Regions from separate parts of the Homo sapiens genome. Here region 1 is linked to region 2. The links are chromatin contacts, found by Hi-C or POLR2A ChIA-PET in ENCODE. All regions are on one chromosome and are shown on one strand. The core of a region is the stretch at or near the end of the contact, and the rest is flanking DNA. Distances in the headings are between cores, read along the strand shown.

What was found. Hi-C counts contacts between places; a loop is a spot of excess contacts on that map. ChIA-PET counts read pairs that join two places held with the same protein, here RNA polymerase II (POLR2A). Pooled maps may share reads with other maps.
Region 1: a map of IMR-90 shows a loop between it and region 2 (2.9-fold over the local background). The contact joins two enhancer-like sites. A Hi-C loop is called at or near these places in 1 of 168 maps with a recorded cell type or tissue (IMR-90) and 1 of 50 pooled maps. POLR2A ChIA-PET finds 5 or more read pairs at or near these places in 2 of 52 experiments (AG04450 and naive thymus-derived CD4-positive, alpha-beta T cell).

What each region holds. Positions count from the first base shown.
Region 1 is chr4:182,641,545-182,646,559 of GRCh38, reverse strand. All of the region lies in intron 5 of TENM3 (teneurin transmembrane protein 3), which reads right to left. Among named protein-coding and RNA genes, the nearest start is that of DCTD, 270 kb to the left of the region's middle. Within about 2 kb of position 2,404, at least 3 of the 41 ENCODE cell types and tissues checked have a DNase peak (open chromatin) inside an H3K27ac peak, as active enhancers do.
Region 2 is chr4:182,601,483-182,607,245 of GRCh38, reverse strand. All of the region lies in intron 4 of TENM3 (teneurin transmembrane protein 3), which reads right to left. Among named protein-coding and RNA genes, the nearest start is that of DCTD, 310 kb to the left of the region's middle. Within about 2 kb of position 2,030, at least 2 of the 41 ENCODE cell types and tissues checked have a DNase peak (open chromatin) inside an H3K27ac peak, as active enhancers do.

The sequences.
Region 1 (5,015 bases), core at 1,155-3,654, 39 kb before region 2:
ATGTTGGTCAGGCTGGTCTTGAACTCCTGACCTCAAGCAATCCACCCGCCTCGGCCTCCCAAAGTGCTGGGATTACAGGAGTGAGTCGCCATCCCCAGCTGGTATCTCTTAAATTGCCACATCCAGTAGCCTCGTGCCAATATTCATCCTGTTTACATCTCAAGAGTACTGGGCATTATTAGCCACACATCATCAATACTTTATTTTCCTTTCATAATTCTCCTGGTTCTCTTCCCAGTTCTCTGCTGGTTCCCAGTTGTTCTCCTTAAATCATTTTGTGGAAGTCTTACAGGCTATTCACAAATAACTAAGTTCTCCTGGACATATATTGGAGTTACTCTTCCCTGCTCTTCTGAAGCCTTATAACTTTGCTTCAGATAAAGAAATGTGGGCAAAAGTAGTATGTCTTACCTCTGTGAGGAAGATTTAAGAACCAATATGTAATGTGTTGCATTCCCATGCAGTAATCATGCAAATGTGCTGAGTACTGTTTCTGTTAAGTCTAGGGCCTTGAGTGAGCAGAAACCCCTTGACAAGAACCACCCTGCACATGTAGCTTAAGCAAAAATAAACCATCATGTTAAGCCACTGTAGTAGGTAGCCTCTGAGATGGCCCCAGATAAGCCCTGTCTTCTGGTATTCACGCCCTTGTATCATCTACTCCCCTTGAGTTTAGGCTTGATTTAGTGACTTGCTTACAATGGAAAGCATATGGCAGAAATAATGCAATGTCTCTTTTGAGCTTAGGTTACGAAAGACTTCAGCTTCTTTTTTGGTTGTTCTCTCTCTCTTTTGGACTGCTTTCCATAGGGAAAACCAGCTGTCATATTATGAGGCAGCCTCATAAAGAGGCCCATGTGGTAAGAGACTGAAGTCTGCCAAAAACCTTGTGTGTGAGCTTGGAAGCACATCCTGCAGCACCAGCTGAGCCTTCAGATGAAACAGCAGCCCCAGTCTGTAGTTTGACTGTAAACTTAACCTTACAGACTGTGAGGCAGAGGCACCCAGCTAAGTTGGGCCCAGTTGCAATTACAAACTGATACAGCCATTTAGGTTTTTAGGGTTGTTTTTACCACTTCATAACCTGCCTACTCCTGACTTATACAATGCCTCCCTCCATGTATTCCCCAAAATATAGACATTTGCCAAAGTCCTTCCTTGACCTTCCTTTCATGTTAACCACTTTTATAATATCAACTTCCAATTCCATGTGGATGGATGACTTTGAAATATGTATCTCTTAACACTGAATTCTTTCCTGACTGGGCTATACTTCAAACTTTACATTTTTCTACTAGACCTACCTAGAAATCCTGTGGTACTTCAAACTTTACTAAAGACAAAATAAATGGTCTTTACCTTCATAATTGTTTTGCTTTCTGGGTTTCTCTTTTCTGTTCATGATATCACTTTAGCCTGGGCAGTGAAGTCACTGATATCATGAACAGAAAAAAGAAACCCAGAAAACAAAACAATTATGAAGATAAAAACCATTTGCTTTGTCTTTAGTAAAGTTTGAAGTAGCACAGGGATCCCTTTAAAATAAGTTGTAACATCTGACATTTGTCATCTATAAAATTAATGAGTATACTTTTTATACTATCACCCAAGTCAATGAGAAAAAAAAATTATAGTAATATCAACTCAGGAGTGACTAACATGGATATGAAGTCATTGATCGTGGTCAAAACCTCTGTTACTAACAGCCAAATAGGCTACTCTAGACTGCATCTTTTTAGGTTGTCTTGTGGTATTCATGAACTGTAACCATTTTCAGATGTTAAAAATTAAATCTTTCTTATGTAATTAAAAAATTATTCTGCAAACTCTTAGTATGTTTCTGTAGATTTTTCCAATAATTAAGAAAAAACCTTATTAATTGAAATAATTTTGAGACAATATGTTAATAAAGATTTATCAGTAAAATTTTATGAAGGAATTTTTTTTCACACACAAAGACCATTAAAGTGAGAGAAATTACAGCATGCATTCCTTTTATTTTCCAAGGCTGGAGACGAACGGAATCCATGGTATTATAGTTATTTCACCTCCTCCCCATAAAATAAAAAGGGGGCATGCCATTGTTTTTAACCCGTATATGTTGGTGTCACACTTAAAAGCCAGCATGTGGAACACTTGAAACCAAAAATGTGTAATTAAAGAAAATTATATACCACCAAGTAACAAATTCAGTGCCATTTTTAGCTCCATGTTGAGAGAAAAAGGTGCCAAATTTTGATCTCGTCTCTGGGGACCATGCCACTGAAGTTGTTACCACAGCTACTATTATTTCTACTGGCATGCTTGAGTCCCCAGATCCTGCCAAAAATGGATGGGAAGGAAGGGTGATGACAGCTGGTGACATAGTCCAGCAATTGCCAGAACCTTGGAGCAAATTACAGGGGATGTTGTGAAGGGAACACAGACCCGAGCACCCAGCCATCAGTCACCTGAAGGTGGTGTGTGCCACCAGAACCCTGAGGAGTGTGCTCTAAGGTTTTGGCAACACAGAGTAGCGTGCTGGGAGGGCCTGCCAGGGTTGGCTAAACGCTGTTTAATATTACAAGATCAAGTGAACATTCTCACAAAGACAAAGAGGATGAGGTAATATGGGAAAGAGAGTCTGATAAGAAAAACTGACTTTAAAAATACCATGCTGAAAATGCCTGCCATTCCATTTTGTTTAGTCTCCCAAACCTCAAAACTTCATCAAAGCAAGCAAGGATGTAGAGTTTCCCTTTCTTGCAATTCACTTCACATTCACTGTGGTACACTTCCAAAAGGAATCTTTCTGAGAAAGATTCATTAGGAACATATTAAGTTGCAGAAAATAAAATCAGAGTCTGACATTACATAGGTAAGTACATTGTTTTCAACACAGATTGTCTATTGCATCTTGTGGGGCCTTTTGTTTGTATTAAAAGAGACTGGAGTCCCTGTCTGAATTCTGGCTTTAAATAATTGTGGAACTTTGGCAAGTTACTGGATCTTTCTGAGGCTTGGCTCTCTCATTTACAAAGAAAATCTGAAGGGTTTGCACTAGATGACCTCTAAGGTCTCTTCCAGATTTATATTCTATGATGTTAATATATTTTAAAATACAAATATTTAGGCTAAATTATTGAGCACAGGGAAAAATATCTGGCATCAATAAGATGTCAACACATTAGAATACCGATGTTGTTCTTGATTTTAATTTTTAAAACTACATTGCATAGAGTCAAACTATCATGTTATACATACGATTCCTTGGATATCTTGGGCTTTGAATGCAGAATTGTTTCATTTTATGTATCAATTTCATGAATACATAAATATACACGATGCACATGTGTATTTCATGTGCTAATAATCAGATTTCACAGAAAAAAATAAGAAAAATACTCTTAAATATAGGGCAATCATTTGATTGGCTACATGTATCCAGAGTGCAACCAAGCTTTCAATGTAAAATGAAAGTATCGCATGTGAAGACTGCAGTTTGTAACTTGGACCCCTACTGGTCTAAACTGTCATTAGGAACACAGAGTTCTCTATAAATTAGCTTTTGTTTTGGATTTCCTGCTGTGTTCATATACGTGTTGACAGAATGTGTTGGGCAATATTTTGGCATTCTAATTCATTATTATTTGTTATTAACTTTTAAGGCTAATATTATTTCAACACTCTATAGCATGCTGACCCAAATATTGTTATTTTAAATCAATATTTCTTTTGAAAGCTTTCATATTAATATGCACTCTAGTTGTCATTAAGGAAAATAAAATTATTCTGTCAACTGTAGGATATTTATATTCAAAAGAACTAACATTTGATATAGGAAGTTCCTCTTTGTATTACATGATAACATTCTAAAAGTATAGGCTTTATGAACGAACAGGTTTGGAGGGAGATACAGAATGGCTGCCAATATTTTATATTTCTATGCTGTTTTTCCTTTCCATCCTTTCTTGGCATAATGCAATTAATGGGAAAAAAGAATCATATTGGCTATCAAAATGCCTTGATGGGAACACACAGTGATTTAGCTTTGAAGGTTTGTTTCTGCCAGGATATTTGACTCATATTCTTTTATAAATGATAACATTAAACAATTCTACTTGAAAGTTTCCTTGCATTTTTTCTTTCTGAACTACGTGGATGCAGAGTAAGACACCTATGGATGCGGCTCAGGAAATGCTAATTCCAGAGCTGCCTTTGACAGCCAATGCTGAAGCTGACAAAACGAAAATCAAGCTGTTGCTTCTGTCACAGAGAGAATTAAGTTAGAATTTCTAAAACAGACTGTTTTCCTGATGTTTCATTAGTTTTCTCTTGCTTAAAGGGTCTGTTCTCTGAATAAAAGAAGGATTCATCCTCCAATGTAATGGAAAGAACAAAGTGTTAACCGTCACGATCAGCTGCCCAAAGGGGTCAGCCATTACCTATAAGCTAGAGAATTTTTGAGATAATACTTGTCAATATTGAAGAGTATGGTAAGAGGACTTATTTCAATAACATTCAAAATACAGAATGAAATCATTTACATGATTTGTGGGTTATTCCCTGCTTCCCAAAATATTGAATTTGTTGTTATTGTGAAATGTATGTAATAGATGATTCATTAGTGAGTTACCTGCAGCTTTGCCATTGAAATCCAATAGATCTATCTCATTATTCAAAGGCTTGCAGTACTCACTCAATTTTCATTTGGGTTCCTTTCTCCCATAACAGCTTTAAGAATTGCACACATAGGCCAGGCGCGGTGGCTTGCGCCTGTAATCCCAGCACTTTGGGAGGCCGAAGCAGGTGGATCACTTGAGGTCAGGAGTTTGAGACCAGCTTGACCAACATGGCAAAACGCCGCCTCTGCTACAATCACAAAAATTAGCCAGGCGTGTGGAGCACACTTGTAATCCCAGCTACTCGGGAGGCTGAGGCAGGAGATTCACTTGAACCTATGAGGTGGAGGTTGCAGTGAGCTGAGATGGTACCACTGCACTCCAGCCTGGGTGACAGAGCAAGACTCTGTCTCA
Region 2 (5,763 bases), core at 781-3,280:
CTTATTGTTTGGAGAGATGAGAGCTACTTTATGATGAAAGGTATTAACCAATGAGGTGCCCTTCACAATGGCTGCTATTACCATTTGGTAATTATTTTAAAAACATTTACGGAACACCTAGCATGTGCCACGTGCTCCACTTACTTTATTTCATTTCACACTTATAAATCATTTTGAGTAGGTATTATTATTGCATTGGAAACTGACTTCACATTTAAATATGTGACCTCACATTTAAATAGTTAGTGAAAATGGTGGATGCAGGATTACAAACCAGGTCTCTAAAGCATATGCTTTTCTCATGACGCTAAACTGTGATTTGTATCCCTACTATATCCACCAGGTTTTAATTAGAATATATATCAATACTGACTCCTGAGAATGACCTTCATTTGAGAGCTGCTATTGGTCTAGAACCTTCTTTCACATTTTAATTATTGGCGTGACGCCCACTAAACAATCAAGTTGAGGCTACAGCATTACAAGTGGTTAATAATAATCTCACATTAAAAAATAGGGCTTTTACTCTCACTTATCTTAATAACCATCTTTGAAACTTTATCTCAAACTTTCCTAGAATGAAGCCTCTACTTCAGCCTGAGAGAATGGTTTTGGAAACCCAAACTGTAATGCTGCTGGAGACACAGAGATGTTTATTCTTTGAGTAAATTCAGGACCATATTTTATATACGCTACCTTTTTTTTTTTTTTTTTTTTTTTTTGAGACAGAGTCTCCCTCTGTCGCCCAGGCTGGAGTGCAGTGGTGAGATCTTGGCTCACTGCAACCACTGCCTCCCGGGTTCAAGAGATTCTCTCACCTCAGCCTGCCAAGTAGCTGAGATTACAGGTGCCCACCACCCCGCCTGGCTAATTTTTGTATTTTTCGTAGAGACGGGGTTTCACCATGTTGGCCAGGCTGGTCTCAAACTCCTGACCTCAGGTGATCCACCCGCCTCGGCCTCCCAAAGTGCTGGGATTACAGGCGTGAGCCACCACGCCCGGCCTGCTACCTCTTGTTCTCTTGATATTGTGATAAGTGTTCTCTTGAAACTCTGAGAAGAAAATTAAGACAAATATTTTAAGTATTATTTTAGGAGCTACATATTTTGGAGGCCAATAGAAGCTTTTTCTGCGAAGGGGGTCAATAAAAGTTTAAATATTTGCTCTAAGTTAGCAATAGAAACTATTAGAAATGTTCAAGTCTGGAGCCTTACCTGCATTCAACCTGCCTTTCTCGTTTGATTTCTTATTCTTATTTATCTAAGGCATAAGAAAATTTGGACTTAAAATTAACTTTACTCTTGGAAATAAAACTTAGTGTGGTAATCACACGTCCCTCTTTGCCTGGTACAGCTATCAGTTTATGCTGCAATTCCAGGGTAACTGTTGATATGGCCCCTTCTCACTCTGCAAGTGTCCTGGCTTTAGTAATGAACTATATGGTCACCACAGAGCTTAGGCACTGAATTAAGCTTACAATAGCTTCCTCAATTATCCTCCTCTCTCTGAGACAAAGGTTTTTTTAGCCAGGGCTTGAAATAGGCCTTAAATATTAACAGCACACAGCAAATTCTTGAACTTTATATCTCCCTCTTCATGTTTCTTCCCATTCTCACAAATAAACAATATCCCTTCCTAGTCCTCTTAAGAAATACTAAGTTATAAAAGGTGCCATATTTTAAGAGACTTAGAATCCAAGTGATTTTTTACTATTCATTAGTATATAATTTAAGTTGACTTTCCCTTTTTTTTTTTTTTTTAAATAAATGATGATGGTGAAACTTTAAGAATTTCCTACCATTGGCCCAGGTCCAATTTTGAAATTTTTGTTAAGTAACCTTAGGTTCTTCATTTTTGGACCTCTTTTCCATATTCAGTAATATTCCTTTTCCCCACAGGTACCCTGTGTCTCCCCAAGCTGTCTTTAACAAAAGCATATGGCATCAGCATCAGTCAGTCAACCTTAGTCATCGAGCTACCTTCCCAGGCATATTTTACTTGAAGTTGTATCTTTAATTACGGAGGATTCCACTACTTACTACCTCACTAATGGTAGTTTATTAGTTATCAGTAAGTGGGTGGAGGTTAATTCTTCAGCTGGGAAAGGTTTCCTCTGGGGCAGGAAAGCTACCCCATATAGGATGCAGACACACGTCAGCAAGGCTGACTCAGACCCGGTGTGTGTATGACTGTTTTTACCTTCCCTACAACCATTTTAAAGAAGATAAAAAGAGAAAAAAGTATCATATCTTAGTTTAGTAAACAATATCTCTGTTTAGGTATTCTGTTTTTTTAACGACGTTAACAATTGATCTCACATTAATGCGGCTCAAGACATCTCAATATTGAAATAAAAAATGCACTAATAAAGAGGCAATTTAATATGCAATTTCATACATTAATAATTAGCAAAGCATTACTGAACTAGAAGGTAAAAAGCTATGGGAACATAACTAATGAACTATCCATGCCAAAGTAGGCTTCATAATAAAACAAGACTTTAATAAATCTTTTATTAAATGGCTACAAATGAACCGTTTTGTTAACATCTAATAGGTAACTACTAAGCTGTTTAATTCACGTATATAAATGAGGAACTTGCAGGCAATTAACTTTACAGTTGCTGAAGGACAAGGCTTCTCAATGAGAGTTACTGTACCATACCTTTAAGTGCTGCTGCTGTACTGGGCCAATTCTAAGCGTTTGCTCAGCTGCTCTGTATTCTTGTAGCAGCTATTATTACATACTGAAGCAGCTGAAGTATAAAATAAACAAAGGGCAAGCTATAGGCTCTCCAATGCCCTAAAAGTGAATAATCCAAAGTATAACAAATAGTGAGCTCAAAGAAAAGGAATTTTCAGGAAAATTGTAAGCAAGCACTTGGTATTATACATAGGGACCGATTGTTAATAGGAAATGATGACATAATAAGGAGATGCTTATGAACTGCAAAGGCATTTTTGGATCTCAGTGTGACTCTAGGAGATCTGAAAGTCACTGGAGATTATAGACCAGAAGTATTCTATTCACTGAGTGGGAATGTACAGTACACAGTCACATTGATTGTCTCCAGCAGGAGCAAATGTTAAATTCATTAGAGAAAGGAAATAAACATTTTTATGGAAGCAAGAAACTGCCTGGTGAAAAAGAATGCTTTTGAATAAATCAAAATGATAGCTATACTGAAACATATAGGACAAAGTAGAAAATCCTTTTATGCCTTTTCCAGCAATTCACATAAACTGTAAGTCTACAAATCACTGAGATTTTCAAGGGTTATTACATGCCATTTTGTAACCAATTACTATCAATTTGTGCTGAAAAGAGAAAAGGGGGAGGAACTAAGAGAAAAATATAGAGATTCTTATTTATTCGTAACTGAATTTTAAACTTCATAGCTTATAACCTTTAAGTGGCAGTTTCAGAAAAAGTGAGAATTAGCAAAATCGGTGTGTGTGTGTATATATATATATATATATAAATAATTGCCAAAGATGAAACAATACACTAGATTAAAAAATAGTTAAAGGCAGACACAAGTCTGGATAAAGTTGTTAATATAGCTGAAACTGAGTCTGAGAATCATACTCAATAGGGAACCTTAACTAAAAGAAGGAAAAATCAATGATAAATAAGACTGGTTCTTCACCTCCAGAGTTCCAACCAAGTGAGACTATTAAAGAAACCACAGTAGTACTGTGTCGGTACAGTGTGAGATTTTCACATCACTGCTTAGCTTCACTCACTGAGTACTGCAAGTTGAAATATCATTTCTTTTGATTAGCGACACTGTAAGATGTGAACTTTGGATAACGAGAAAACAACAAAACTATACTGCAGATTAAAATTTGTTAGTGTAACAACAAATTTTTAGATTAATTATTCTGTATATTTATTAGTGAGATCATATCAGCGGTTGATTTCCTCCCTGAAACTCATAAAACTGTATAATATTAATTCCATTGATGATTCATTAATGGCATTACTTTGAAATGGAAGAAAATCTCAGTAACTACTCACCATGGGAGTGATTTCTTATATGGTCTGAATATAGAGAAACCAGCTACAATTTCACATATGGCTACAGTGGATTTTCTTCTAACCAACTACTTTCTTTCTTTAAAGTCTCATCAATCAAAATTTCCAGTGCAATAAGACGAATAACAAGAACGCATCTTACTCTTCTCAAAATTATTCCAAATTCACTGGAAGACATGGTTTCACGGAATGCTAACTCTCCTACTGACAGTTTTTGAGGCTTTTGTGTTTTATAACATCACTAAAATTAAACACGTTTCTGAGGATTTAATTTGACATATTTCATAAATATTTGTCAAAACAATTATTGTCAACTACAATGTAATATCCATATTCAATCTGATGACTCAACTGGAAAATTACTTTTTTCCTAATAAATTTTTTCCAAATGACAATAGTGAATCGGTGTTGATTAGCTGTTCAGTGTGTGCTAATTAATTACACTGGGTAAATTTACGTCTGTGCTAATAACCTCAGGAAAAAAAAATCCGTATACATGACTGTGTCTTAAGTGAAGAGAAATCTGCTGTTTGCCTATTTTTCCTGTTCTTTCTCTTCCTAATTTCTCCCAGAAGAATGTTCAATAATACAAAATAAACAATAAAACTCAACTACTCGTGGCTGATATGGATAAAAAGATAAGAGTTCTTTAGAACCTTGTTCTTAGGTCAAGAGTAAAAGAAAACACAGAAAGACTTTCATTGTTGACAACTAACTGTGGGGACCTCCTGCTAGCTCATCCTCAAGGCAGAATGGGTTGAGACCATATACCTAATGGTGAGAAATAGCAATGTATTCATTGTGAGACACTTTGTTCACCCAGAAGCTAATTTAAATCCTAATGTTAACCGGAAGCTCTAGGGCAGGACATTTTGGGGGACAGTCTCTCAAGGCGTCAAGAGCTCTCTATTTTCTGGCTTTTCTATGGTGATAACTCTTTTTCTCCAAGCCTAACGGAAACCCTGGGGCAGAGAAGAAATAAAGAATAAGAGGAATGTTGGGGGAACCTCCCCGCAAAGCTGCCAACAGAAGACCAATAAGGTAAGACACCACTGTTGGTTGTGCAATACATAATTACAAGGAGACAGTGACTGTTACGCTCCTGTCCAAAGAAAGAAGGCGAAATTTTATATGCCAGGAGATCCTGAATAATGAAATGGATTAGCTCAAAACAGCTTTCGCTGATCATACTTTTGTATGAGCAGTTTACCACTTGTCAGCCAGCCTTTGCGAGAAGTCCTAACTTTGAACCTTAATGAAACACTATGCTATGTGTACAGAGAAGGACCATTAAACTGCTGAAGCCTCTAGAAGACTGAGAAGCTCATGGGCCATCATGTATGAATCAGGGCAAAATTGTTTTGTATAGTTGCAGACTACTAGTTGTACGGTTACAGTCAGAGGATGGAAGTTTCAGGGATGGAGATTTCAGTTCATTGTAGGGAAAAACTTCCTAATAGAACTGTGTCAGGATGAATGGATTGTCTTAGGAAATAATCCTGCAAGGAACTTTAGAGAGTAGGTCCTATCTCCCTCATACTGCAAGAAACTACAATATCCTTAACAAACTGTCATCTGATTTGTGCTTAAGTGTTATATTCATAGTGGGGCTCCACTATGAATATATGATGTAATGAACAAAATATAGTCTGAGAAAGTACAGAGGTCTAGAACCAAGAAGATGCCAGACATGTCCACTGAATCAAACTACATGCAACTGAGAAT